Linked DNA regions of Mus musculus: region 1 is linked to region 2. Evidence: chromatin contacts called from ENCODE Hi-C or POLR2A ChIA-PET data. All regions are on one chromosome and are shown on one strand. Each heading gives the region's core, a stretch centred on a gene start or an enhancer-like site at or near the end of the contact. The rest is flanking DNA. Distances are from core to core; before and after follow the strand shown.

Evidence for each region. A loop is a pair of places that touch in the nucleus more often than their neighbours do. ChIA-PET counts read pairs that join two places held with the same protein, here RNA polymerase II (POLR2A).
Region 1: POLR2A ChIA-PET joins it to region 2 with 28 read pairs in embryonic stem cell. The contact joins the promoter of Syngr3 here to the promoter of Traf7 in region 2. A Hi-C loop is called at or near these places in 1 of 37 maps with a recorded cell type or tissue (heart). POLR2A ChIA-PET finds 5 or more read pairs at or near these places in 4 of 5 experiments (Patski and embryonic stem cell).

Annotation. Positions count from the first base shown.
Region 1 is chr17:24,687,012-24,693,700 of GRCm38, forward strand. It overlaps Syngr3 (synaptogyrin 3), which reads right to left and starts at 2,938. Exons shown (of 4, transcript NM_011522.3): 1 at 2,710-2,938; 2 at 492-729. The coding sequence starts at 2,808. Gfer (growth factor, augmenter of liver regeneration) reads right to left here. Exons shown (of 3, transcript NM_023040.3): 3 at 6,180-6,689.
Region 2 is chr17:24,523,193-24,530,072 of GRCm38, forward strand. It overlaps Traf7 (TNF receptor-associated factor 7), which reads right to left and starts at 4,746. Exons shown (of 21, transcript NM_001172113.1): 1 at 4,574-4,746. It overlaps Rab26 (RAB26, member RAS oncogene family), which reads right to left. Exons shown (of 9, transcript NM_177375.1): 6 at 6,863-6,880; 7 at 6,722-6,778; 8 at 6,549-6,625; 9 at 5,862-6,451. The coding sequence ends at 6,349. Rab26os (RAB26, member RAS oncogene family, opposite strand) reads left to right here and starts at 5,059. Exons shown (of 2, transcript NR_045289.1): 1 at 5,059-5,244; 2 at 5,444-5,552. LOC115488833 (a small nucleolar RNA gene) reads left to right here and starts at 5,284; the gene lies at 5,284-5,361.

The sequences.
Region 1 (6,689 bases), core at 1,688-4,187, 160 kb after region 2:
TTTTTTTTGTTTTTTTGAGACAGGGTTTCTCTCTGTAGCCTTGGCTGTCCTGGAACTCACTTTGTAGACCAAGCTGGCCTCGAACTCAGAAATCCACCTGCCTCTGCCGCCCAAGTGCTGGGATTAAAGGCGTGCACCACCACGCCCGGCTTTTTTTTTTTTTTTCTTTTGACTCGGTGCTTTCAACTCAAGACTTCCACCCTGTATCTCTAGATCACACCCTCTTGTGGTTGGGTCCTCCCGGCTCAAAACCCTGAGGAGTATTTCTCAGCCTGCCACAGCCCCGGAAGAAGCTCTGCGGCAGTCCCCGCGCCTAGTCCTGTTCCTTAGGGGCCCAGTCACGTCCCCACAAAGATCCTACGGTTTTCCCAAAAGAATCAGGCTCTGTCTCTCCTCTGAGGGCACCCACGCCCCCCTCGCTCAGGCATCAGGTCCCGCACCAGCACCGCACCCTACATTAGGCCCCGCCTTTCACCGCTGGCCCCGCCCACCTGAGAAGCCCAGGTCCAGTAGCACAGCCCGGCGACGGTCTCGGACGCTGCTGATCTGCTGAAAGCGCACGTCCAGCAGCAAGAAGGCCACGCAGGCGATGAAGGCCCCTAGACCTAGTACGACGCCGAAGCGGCAGGCTCCCGCATTTCCGTTGAAGACGCAGCGCAGTTCTGGACCACTGTCGGAGTTCACGTAGCCCTCGTTGACAATCGGTCCGAACACCGCAATAGAAAACACCTGCAGAGCAGCAAGCAGAGCCTCACGCCACTGCTTGAGGCATCTGTTCCCCCTGTCAAGAGTTCAGGTCTCCATACCTGCCCCAGAGTTCCTCTGCAGCACCGAACCCATTTCTCACTCCCTCGTGTACTGCACAATTATTGAAAATAAAGAAGCATTTAAGGAGTAATTAAAACTGCTACTTATGCCGGGCAGTGGTGGTGCGCCTTTTATCCCAGCACTCGGGAGGCAGAGGCAAGCGGATTTTTGAGTTCGAGGCCAGCCTGGTCTACAGTGTGAGTTCCAGGACAGCCAGGGCTATACAGAGAAACCCTGCCTCGAAAAAACAAACCAAAACAAAAACTGATATTTACATTTACGTTTGCAAGGAGGTGCATGCCTGTAATCTCAACAATTGATCGGGAGGTGGAGTAAGAAGGATCAGAGGAAGACAGCCTTGGCTACTTGAGGCTCTAATACAGGGCTGACATATGGCTCTGCGGTTAAGAGGACCTGTGTTCACTTCTCAGCACCCACATGGCAGCTGCAGACTGTAGCTTAGTTACAGGTGATCTAAATCAAAAATATCAGAGGTGCCACTCTTATCCCCTTTATAAGGGAGTATAAAGGGTTCACACTGTACTTCTCAGGGCAGTCACTCCTCCGGTCTTAGAACCTTATGGCCTCCCAGAGTTTACTGGAAGCGTGGAAGCAGGAGCCTTCACCTACATCAGTGATTTCCAGGGTTGTGGTGGGCCAGTGCACTGTGGAGAGTGAAGTCACGGGACAGCTGTCTAGAGAAATATACAAGCCTTTCCCTTTTCGAACCTGACCTCTGCACACAGGACCTGTGTGTGTGTGTGCTCCTCAGTGTCCCACATGGTGTCAAGGAGCCTAGTTTGGAATGCTGGGTCCAAGAATGTCCACCAGCAATAGTGGGCATTTCAGAATAGATTCCCGTGAGTAGTCAGTTATCATAATATCAGTCAAGAGCATTGAGGCTCTAAGGTTTGAGCCAACCTCAGGACCCTCTGCCCACCAACTAGTTCTCCAAGGCAGGACAGAAGCAAACCACAGTCATTTTAGTGCAGACGTCTAGGACATTTCTAAGAAACATCTCAACTCCTATCATTCCACAATTCTCAACTAAACTCCTTGATAATGTAGTCATGAAAAACGCCACAGCATGCTCATGTTTCTTGAAAGCAATCCACAAGTCAGGACCAGAGACTGTTCTTCCTTCAGTCCACGAGGTCTTGGGGGGTGGGGGTGGGGCTCCACCCTGGGAACCGCCCTCTTTCAAGACAGGCATGGAGATTAGAGGACTCCCAGATGGACAAAATCCAAAATCCAGAACTTAGCACCCATCTCCTAAATGCCTAGGACAGGGAAGACATTCGCTAATGAGATAGATTACTCCCCGTCTCTAGCTTCCATGCCATTTCCAGGAAGCCCTCCCAGATGAGCCCCTTCTAGCTACAGCAGCAGGGAGCCTCCTTATGCTCCTTTAACTCACAGCTAGACCTGAGGGATCTAGGAAGAACCGCTCCCTCCAAATGAGCCTGGCGGATGTTATCAGGCAAAGGGAAGAAACTGCGCATTCTCCTTGGCTCCTATACCCCCTCTTCCATGTGGAATTAAGTCCCTGATATACTGGGAGAATTACATCCGCAACTCTGTGCCTACTTCCAGGTCGTGGGAACCGGAAAAATGAAAAGACCTAGGAAGGGGACTGTATTAGACCTTAAGAGGAATTGAGGGCAGGGGGAGACCAGTGGTGACCTCTCAAGGTCTATTGGTAACAGCCGCCGTCCCTTCCCCCGCCCGCAGGTGGGCGCGCCTAGCCATGTGACGTCACCCCAACCTGCGGGCGGGGGGTGGGGGGAGGGACCGGCGGAGAGGAGGGTGAGGGGCGATGGGCAGGGGGTGGGTGAGGGTGGAGGATAAGGGATGCTAAGAGAGGCGGGGGACAGGGAAGGGGCCAGCTTAGGGACCACTCACCCAGGACACGACCCGCAACAGGGTCTGGGGCCGCCGCGCAAAGCTCACGGGATCAAAGGCAGCTCCCGCACGGCCCGCGCCAAAGGATGCTCCCTCCATTGCGGGCACTTTGCCTTCTGTCCGTTTGTCCCACCGGCCTTCCCCGCCGGAGACCGCCCGGGGATGAAGCTGAGGCTGCTGATGCTGTGGATGCTGCCTCTGCCGCCGCCTCCCGGGAGCGCGCGTCGGCTGCGACGGGGGCGCGCGGGGCGGGGCTGAGCCAGCGCCCCCGACTAGGTCCATGCGCCGGGGTCTGAGCCCTGCCCTGGATCCTTCCCACTCGCTCTCCCCCGTATGACAGAGTTGGAGATAGGGACATTCTCAAGAGACACAGAACGAAGCCCTTATGGGGTTTAGAGGTGGGCAAGAGAAGGTAAGCTCAGATTTTGTCATAGCCAAGAGCATCGACAGGAGGACAAGTGCAGCATCCTGCTTCTCTGATCAGGAGAGCCTTTTGGTGAGTATGTAAGAGGAAACTGAGGCCCAGCATCTTGACCTTTACATTCAGGAAGAGAGAACGAGCCCTCAACCTCAGAAGACCAGAGGTAAATCTCTGGCGGGGCGTTCTCACTAGCCCTTGAATCAAGAAAAGCTCAGCTCAGAGGTGTTGTGCACACTTGTGTTGTCTGTGGCTCACATGTCCCCTGTATTCTGGCTTTTTCTTCATAGGTTGTACCTTCCTAACAGGGTCAGGTGGGGAGAGTGGCAGTTCTGTCACTGTCAGGGGTACTGTCTGGGAAGCAGAGTCCACTGTGGCCAGCAGAAGTTAAGGTTGAGCATGCCTGTTCTCCTCAGGCCAAGTCATTTCTTCCAAAAGCCCTTTCCATCTCTGGTCTGGGTTGATCTGTAGCTAATTAATCCTGAGTTCTGGGAGGGGAGAATTACCAGAGATAAGATCTTGTCCCAGCTGTTGCCTAATTATCCTGACCTCTGCTGGGATTCCTCTGCCCCACAGCCTGACTAACAGAGCCACTTGATGCTCTTTCAGTGCCAGGCTGGTAAGAGACTGAATGGCTTCACCTTCATGGTCACAGAAGCTAGGGTGTAGTTGATCATGGGTAAGGCCCCAGTTACCTATCTCTGTCTTCCTGGGACCAGAGCTGGGTATAAGGAAAGCTCCCACATATAGAGACTACACACTTTACTTTGTGTGATCTGTTGTTCATTCTTCAGAGGAAAGTGTAGCTGGAGGAACCACTGGCTCTGGTCTGTCTTGTTTCAGTCTAGTTGGATGCAGGTGAGCATCCCATCCCATCTCCTTTAGCTATTAACAGATCTGTGTGATCACCCATTTTGTCCTTCTCCTCCGTCATTTTCATCAACACCCAAACAATGCAGCATATTCTTTGAAAAACACCATTCCTGGGCTGAGTATTGAGCTCAGTGGTAGAATGCCTGCTTAGCTAGTAGCATGCATGGGGTTTTAAATTCCCAATTATCACCAAAACAAACAGTTCGTGCTCATACTTCTGTCTCCCTTAGCAGCAAACTCAAGCTGTTGCCCATCTATTTCTAGTGCCTCTTCCTCCATTCCCTCAAAACCCAGTATAACCAAGCCCCTACCCTGCATTTTGGAAATGTTTGCTTCCGGTTCACCCATGAGCTTACACTTCTGCTGTTTACCTTTTTTCATTGCTGAGTACTTATCCCTCTGTCTGTGCTGACCGCTCTCAAATGCCAGCTCAAACCATAACCTTCCTTCACACAAGTTCTGCTTGTCTTGACCCAGATGCTCTGTGAACAGGGACAAAATGAAGCTTTTTTTTTTTTTTTTTTTTTTTTTGGTTTTTCAAGACAGGGTTTCTCTTCTCTGTGTAGCCGTGGCTGTCCTGGAACTAACTCTGTAGACTAGGCTGGCCTCTAACTCAGAAATTCACTGGCTTCTGCCTCCCAAGTGCTGGGATTATAGGCATGTGTCACCACGCCTGGCTTGATTTACTTTCTAAAAATAAATTTATTGGCTGGGCAGTGGTAACGCATGCCTTTAATCCCAGCACTTTGGAGGCAGATGTAGGCAGAGAAACTGTGTCTCAAAAAACCAAAAGTAAGTGAATAAAGTTATTGTCGGGTTTTTTTGTTTGTTTGTTTATTTTGTTTTGTTTTTTTGAGACAGGGTTTCTCTGTGTAGCCCTGGCTGTCCTGTCACTCACTTTGTAGACCAGGCTGGCCTCGAACTCAGAAATCTGCCTGCCTCTGCCTCCCCAGTGCTGGGATTAAAGGCGTGTGCCACCACGCCCGGCTGTTTGTTTTTTTGACAGGATCTATGTAACCCTGGCTAGCCTGGAACTTAGTATGTAGACTAAGCTGGCCTCACACTTGAGATATCTGCTTCTGCTTCCTAAGTGCTCAGGGTAAAGTTAAAGGCATGTGTGTTATCATACCTAGCTCTTTGGGGTTGGGGAGATTTAATGTGTTTTGAAAAAGGCAGTGGTGGCACAAGCCTTTAATCCCAGCACTCAGGAGGAAGAGGCAGGAAGATGTCTGTGAAGTCCCAGGCCAAGCTGGTCTTCTACAGGTTTTGAGTTCCAAGCCCGCCAGGGCCACACAGAGAAACCCTGCGTATGTTTGGGGAGAGGACACGGCAACAAAGGTGTCTGGAGTGTTTTGCCTGGATATATTTCTGAATGGGCTTTGTACGTGGTAGCCACAGAGACCAGAAGAGGGTAATGGGTCCCCCGGGACTGGAGTTACTGATCGAGTCACTACATGGGTGATGGAACAGCAAGCAGCCAGTGCTCTTAAGTGAAGTATAAATAGGAGGCTAGTGTGTGTATGCGACTTCAGGGAAAGCCAGGAAAAGGGGAAGTGACAAGGGGAAGGAGCAAAGTTAGCCAGCAGTACAAGCAGATGATCACAGCTTTTAACAGGAAACCCTTGGTTCCATAGCATGGCTGCATTAAGCCTCATCAGAGAGTAGTCCTGGAAAAGGAAAGGGGCAGCTTCTCAGCCGGCCAGCTGCTCCTGTATCCTTTCTGCTGTTGGACCCCTCTGAGTATCCTCTGTAGAAGCCAGCACACCTAAGGGCCTCCTTAGGTGGGGAAGTCATGCCACCTGTGATCATAGGACTGGGGCACACATGCTGCTGGGATGCTGTGGTTGGGAGTCTGGCCTCAAGGATCGATCCAGCCGAGCAGATCCAGAGATGCTCAACAGCTGCAGAGTTTATACTCAGCAGTTCTCAACTTCACCGAGACACAATCCCAGCTGGCGACACTCTGACCACTCCCCATTTGTACCCCCACAGACCCCTAGTCTTCTTCAGCTTCTTCATCACCCTGGAAATTCTGACACTCCCTGAAATGTGTGTCTCAGCTGCACCATGGTGACTTCTGCCAACTCCAGACAAGAGGGCCCAACTAATCACAGACAGGCCAAACCGAGCCAGTCCACCACTGTAAGCCCAAACACAAAGCACACAGAAACCAGCCCCTAAGTCACTTCAGTTTATTTTGGCCTCAAACGCTAAGGAAGCTGTTCCCAGGACCCTCTGCTGACATGCTTGTCATAGCTGCAGAAGACCATGTGCCAGGCTGACAGTGGGCACCATGGTTGGTACACCCTAAGAGAAAAACCCTGCTGGAGCTGGGGAACCCTGCTTCAATTCTGAAATGGCAGAGTTGCCAGGATCACAGTTCTTGTAGGCAGCCAGGGCTGTGTAGTAGTAAGGCAATCATCTAGCCCATCTTCCTTTGGGGCAACTATGTCCCAAATGAAGGGTACGAGGCACCTGGACCACTCCTGCCTCTCACCTTCAGTCTCATGGGGCTTTCGCTGAGGAGGCCACCCAAGTGTCTGTAGTAGGCACCTCCATTTCTTAATCCTGTGGCAGGGTTCCCAGAGGCAGTGTTCAAAGCTTAAACTCAGGATTTGCACAAACCTTACACCCCAGCCTGAACTCAGGGCTAACCCAGAGTTTAACCCCTTCCTTGACGTCTTCTAGC
Region 2 (6,880 bases), core at 3,496-5,995:
GTCAGAAAACAAACTGTTCCATGCAGATTGCCAAGCTTGGCAGCAAGCACACATACACACTGATCAATCCTACAAGACAGCACGTATTTATTTACTTATTTAGAGTGTGCGTGTGCACTACGGCACACACGTGAAAGTCAGAAGGCATCTTATGGGCCTGGGAACCAGGGACTGACCTCAGGTCTCAAGTCATCAGGCTTGAGGGCAGGTGCCCTTATCTGCTGAGCCTTCATGCGTGTCTGTGTTCGAGAAGGTGCTGCACCTCTATGTAGGTGCTGGGAATTGAACCCGGGTCTTCTCCAACAAGTGCTCTTATCCACTGAGCCAACTCTCCAGCTCCCCAAGATTTATCGTAAAAAGAAGGAAAAATGGGGCTGGAGAGATGGCTCAGCGGGTAAGAGCACTGACTGCTCTTCCAGAGGTCCTGAGTTCAAATCCCAGCAACCACATGGTGGCTCACAACCATCTGTAATGGGATCTGATGCCCTCTTCTGGTGCGTCTGAAGACAGCAACAGTGTACTCATTTATAATAATAAATAATCTTTGGGCTGGAGCAAGTGAGGCCAACTGGAGCGAGTAGGGTATATACATAAAATAAATAAATTAATTAAAAAAAATAAGGCCGGGTGTGGTGGTACATGCCTTTAATTCCAGCACTTGGGAGGCAGAGGCAGGTAAATTTCTGAGTTTGAGGCCAGCCTGGTCTACAGAGTGAGTTCCAGGACAGCCAGGACTACACAGAGAAACCCTGTCTCGAAAAACCAAAATAAGTAAATAAATAAATATTAAAAAGAAGGGGAAAAAAGCGTGTGTGTGTGTGCGTGCGCATGTGTGCTGGTACCTATAGAAACTAGAAGGAGAGCTGGATGCCCTGGAGTCAGAGTTTGAAGTGGCTGTGAGCAACCCAATGTGTACAGTAGGAACTCAACTTCAGGCTGTTGCTAAAGCAGGAAGCTCTCTCTCTCTGGTTTTTCAAGACAAGGTTTCTCTGTGTAGCCCTGGCTGTCCTGTAACTTGCTCTGTACACTAGGCTGGCCTCAAACTCAGAAATCCACCTGCCTCTGCCTCCCAAGTGCTGAGATTAAAGGCATGTGCCACCACTGCCTGGCAGGAAGCGCTCTCTTAACCAATCCCTCAAGAGTCTTTTTCTTTTTAAGATTTATTTATCTAATTTTATGTGTGTTACTGTTTTGCCTACATGTATGTATGTGCACCATAAACACAGTGCTCACACAGAGGCCAAAAGAGAACACTGGACCCCATGAACTAGAGTTATAAACTGGGAGCTGCCATGAGGGTGCTGAGCTCTGACCTAGGTTCTCTGCAAGAGCACGTACTTTTAAACACCGAGCTATCTCTCCAGCCCCAAGATTTTTGTTTGAGAGGCTGAACCTGGGATATACAGTGCTACTCTGACAGACAGTCAGACAGACAGACAGACAGACAGACACACACACACACACACACACACACACACAAACACACACACACACACCATCCATAGAGAAGGACACTACCTATCTTGGCTGTCACCAGCAGACAAGCAGCTCAAGGCTTCAGTCTTGCCAGAGCTGTGGGTGGTCAACAGGCTAGCCTTCAGCCAGAGCACCTTCTGCTCATATTTGCCAGAGTTTGAAGCACATCTCCTGGTATGAGGAAGCCAGTGCGGGGGCCTGAAGAATGTCCAGCCCCTACCTCAGCTCCCCCGGGCTCAAAACCAGATCTGGCTGCCAAATCCTATAGAAACAGACTTGGTTGCCATAACAAAGCTATGTGCACTTCCTCTGGCTGTTCCCTTGAATGTCCCCTTAAGCACATCTTTTCCATCCCAAGCAGGCAGGGTATTACAGCCAAGGTCCCCAGAGTGCCTTTGCTTACCTCAGACTTGAAGATCTCCCAGAATCTCTAAAAACCCTGGACACAAAAAACCTTTTGCCTCTTTCCCTCCCAGCTTCCCAGCTAGGCCTCCATCCTCAGTTTTCCTACTGTCTATACCCACAATCCCAACTCAGTGGGCGGGGGTCCCTTAACTTGCTTCTCCTGCCCAGTGTTCTGCTTCCTTCTTACACCCCATATCCAGCCTCTGTACCTGGCCTGCCCAGGCTGAACCCCTTCAGAGCTCAGTGAACTTCAATTCCCCTGCTGCCAGGGGCCCTAGCCTCACTTCACTCACATTTATTTGCCTTGTCTATGGTATAGGAATCAGGCTTTCTTTGTCTAGAAGTGCAGAGGACTTCCCAGGGGAGGAGAGTAGCCAGATCCGAGCACACAGAAAGAACACTCTGAGATATATGTCATCCCATCCCAGTGCCTTGCTGTCTCAAACAAATCCAACTGGTATCAAACTTGTGGCAGCAGGTCCAGGGATCTGCTTAAGTGGCTTTGACCCCCTTGTGTATGCTTCATCCCACCCCACAAAAGCTTGGGTAAATCACTAAAGTCCCAGGCCAGCAGGATGAAGAGCAGAGACCTCTCCAGCCCCACCCACACCTGCTTCCGGCACCCACAGCAGCTCCACTCATCAAGGCCGTTTCCCCTGCAAACGCGACCCCCTCTGGCATCCTCCTCTGGCTCTCTTGGAACTGGACGCGTTTATTTCTTGGCTTCTATGCTTCTATACTGTGACCTCCTCTGCTTGGGACTTTCAAGAATCATCAAGTCCGACACTAGCAGCTCAGTCTTAGAAGTCTATTTTCTTTAAGCCATTTACTCTTCCCTAGGACTGGCATTCTGGGATACTAAGAGTATCTGTTGAAGGATGGGGGTTTCTCATGCACAAGCCAGTCAGAGATCTGATAAACTGCTGGGTGCCTACAGATTTATGGGAATCCTTGTCTACAGTACGATACAACCAGCTGACAGTTCTTAAAAGCAGCCATAGGCTGGCACTTCACACATATGGCGCTTATGGTAGAGTAATAATGACCATGGGCTCTAGACTCAGACAGACCTGGGTTCAAATTCTACTTTGACCATGCAAGAGAGGAATAACTGGGTAAGTTGCGTGACCTTGAAGGAGACTGTATTTCTCACTATAAAACATTTTAATGGATCCAAGTCGGAAAGGAGCTATCAGAGGTAGCTTCAGCTCGACCTTCTTCCTATTTTCTGCACCAGGCATTGCTTCATCTGAGATGTATACCCTCTGGGGCTTAGAATAGGGATACCCCCAAAGACTGTTTAGTCTGACCCCCAAGGAACTAGAAGCCAGCCAGAAAGAAAGGGTATGGAGCTCCATTTGTTTCTAGTGTGTCAGCCTCAGCTCATTACTAAACACCCCGATCTTTCCTGTTCATTTCCTGAAAGACTCTGATGTACAGCTACAAGAAGTTATATCAAGGAACTTCTTGGATTTGGGCAATACTTTTGGCCACTCCTTCCTAGTCACCTTAGTCAGGCTGTACACAGCCATTCTCATTTCCTGAAGAGACAGCTGCAAATAGATTTAGGACCTCAGGGTACAGGGACTTGAGTTTCTGCAGAGAAACATGAATGTATAGAGGATCTTCAGGATTGTCTTTATGACTGCAGCAGCGCCTGCCACAAAGATCCTCAGGAAAGAGATCTGGGACATGGAGAGGCCCCTGAAGAACAAGGCTGCAAAGGAATGAGCCTGTGCGTGCAGGGAGCGGGGCAGGAGGGGAGATGAGACAGATATCTCTAGACCTCAGCCTCATCTGATCATGTTGGCCTGCCTCAAAAGAATCTAGGCTGGGACAACTGGCCTCTAGTGAGGGTTAGAAGACGCTGGTCTAGCTTCCTCACTATTTTACTTGACTCATAAATCATCACACATACCAGAGGCTCTCAGACTTTACCCTGCTCTGCCTCTTAACCTTACCTATCACTTACCTATACTTGCTGGCTTGCTCCTCTGACTCCCCCTGCCTGTAAGGCTCTTCCTGAAATGTCTCAAGACTGACTGCTTCTCCATCAGATCTTCAGCTAACTGTAGGTCTCCCTACCAAAGATTTAAGAACGCCCAATACTCAATACTTTATCTGTGTTCAGTTCCCCCCCCCCCGTAAAACTTATCACAGTTCCTCATGATTTTTAACTTTTTATTTTAACTAGAATAACAGTACTGCAGGTGAGTTGCCACAAGGAGACAGTTACCAAAGTCTTGAGACATTTTTGTCATAACAAAACAGGGCTGTGGGTGTTACTACTACCATTCAGTGAACAAACTCAGAATTGCTGCTGGACTGCGTACAATGCACAGGACCCTAGAGGCAGAATGGTCTGTCTCAAAACCGCGTACCAGATGAGCTTATCAGTTTGGAATCCGGTTCTCCGCCGACTTTCCAGAGCCTAGGATACTGCTTGGCACACAGGCAGCGCTCAAAAAAACATAGGAGTGCAAAGACAACGAAAGAGAGAGTGAAGGGAAGGAGTGACAGACGGATTTACTTGGAGTCAGGAGGACTTATAGAGGCTGAGACCCCAGCCGTCTCAGTCCCGCCCCCCAGGCTAGGCCCACGACCGCTCGCGACGCTCCCACAACCAGCCCGCGCTCCACCGCACTCCCCGGAAGAAGGAGCCCCAGGTCTTGTGCTCCGCGCACTCACTCACCCGCCCGCGGCTGCCTAGGAGCAGCGACTTCACCCACCGGCATCATCTTGCCCCTCTCGGCCCGCGGCCGGGAAAGGTTTCAGGATACAGGAGCCGGAAGTCCCGGGGCAGGTCGGAACTTGTAGTTCACGGACTTCAGGAACTCTAGGTGCTGCTTCACGCTTTGAGCTTCCTAAACTACGACTTCCGGCGACCTCTGTACTGAAGGACCGGATTGGTAGCTTCAGAATCACTCTATGTTGCACATTGGAATTTGATTGGCTAACTGAACTCGTCACTCATGGACTCAATGGCTCTACAACCGGGAGGATATTCGAGCTACTCAAAATACCGCCTCCAAAACAAAAGTCGCTGTACGATTGGTGGAAATTGCAGGACAGCTCGAGGAGCATATCAGCAGTGGAGGAAGGTGGGCACTTCCTCAGAGGTGGCCCAATCACATAAGGGGCAGTTCTATAAACTCTTGAGCCTCGCGAGCAGTCGCTCTTTTTGGGAGTGAGTGTGTTCGTGGTCCCTTTCATCTAGGTTTTGTAAGGAACGTTTTGGGAGTAGTGCTCGCCGAATGGAACTCAAAGGACCTCTGCTACAGATCTGCCTTCCTCCCGAGCTGAAGTGCTTTAGTCCTAAGGGTTTAACCCTTCCCCATTTTTCTTCTGACTCCATTTTTGCAGGTATGAACTGGTCGGGCCTGGCTTCCCTTTTCAGCCCCAAGCCCGTGATGAATTAATTTCTGACACCTCGTATGAAAACTGCATGCGTAGTCTGATTACATTATAAGACTGAGGCTTGGGCGCGACGTCACTAATTGGATGGGTTTTGAGTGAAAAGTTAACCAAAGTAAAGATTTATGTTTGATTTTTTTTTTTTCAGGGCATGTTGAGTCGGCTGCATCTAGAGATCCAACGAGTAGGAGTGTTGGCTGGTAAGCTGGGCATCCGTGTATCTGAGTTTCTTAGCAATAAAGTGAAATGCAATCTTACTGTGGTTTCAGACGTTGTGATTTCATGTGCTGATAGCACAGTGCCGTAGAGGCCCTGGTTTGGCGTCACACAGTCCGCAAAGGGGTTGACTAAGATATTCTGTTTGAATCATTCTAATCTAGGGTGACCTTATAAGCCAGCACTACTTAAGGAATAGGCTGTGGGGCACCCTAATCTTGATAGTAAACTATTCCTGTGGGAATTTTGGTGACGGTATCAGCGCATGTGTAAATTAAGTGTTTCCCCAGGTGAAGTACCTTTACCCCCCCACTAAGCCATTTTTGCCCCAGGAGGTGGTTTTCCACAGATGACACAAACTCCAGAAACACCTTTATTAATAGGGACTTAGAGGACAGGTTTTCACTCAACATTTGTGGCTTGGTGACTTTAGTACAAAGTGGAACGGACTGGGCCAGCCTGCTAAGTTGTGACTGGGTTCTATCATTCTGACCTTGCTGTGCGTCCCTATATCAGCCTCCTAGTGAGTCGGAAGCAGTCCAACAAATGGACAGTGACTGACATAGCCTTGAGTGGGGTCCTGTCTGAGCAGTGTGCTGCGTGTGGTCCCCCTCCTCACTTCTGGGAGTGCCCAGAAGAGGGCAGCAATGTGCTGTGGCCTGGTTTTTATGCTTCAAGACCATTTCTGGTGGCCACTGGGGCAAAGGGTAAGCATTAGCCTCTGGTGTCTTTGAGAAGACACTAGGGCATCCATCCTTTGAGGACAAGTCTATAGACTCGGGCAATTCTCAAAGGCAGAACTGCTTCCTCCAGCGTGGAACTGAGTTTCAGCAAGGTTCAGAGTCGACAGCAGGAGACCCCTCGGCCCTCCCTCTTAACATAGTCATGCAGCCTGAAGCGCGGCTCGCTGGGAGCCTTGGCTGATCTCTGTTTCAGCTCCCTGAAGAGCAACAGGGGAGGGGATGTAGATAACATAGAACAAGGTAGCCCACTTATCCTAGAATGTGAGGTAGTGTTTGTTCATTACCAGGACTTACTTTGCTATGGCTGTAAAAGCCAAGTCCACGTTGAGGCCAGTCCTTGCGCTGGTCTCCATGAAAGGTAGCCCATACTCCTGCAAATAGTTACTGCCAGCTAGGTGCTGGGCACCTGGGGGCAGCTCAGTGTCCCAATCTCAAGAACACCCTCATCGTCCTCCCTGTCGACTCACCTTGGCTAATTTCTCCCCATCTTCCCTCTTTACCACACGGTCTTGAGTAGAGTCAACCTGGCCAGGCACAGGGATTTCATTAGTGCCTGTCCCCGGTGCACCCTGTGGGCCAGGCTGGAGAGGACAGGCCCAGAGTCCTACCTTGTTCCCTAGCAGCAT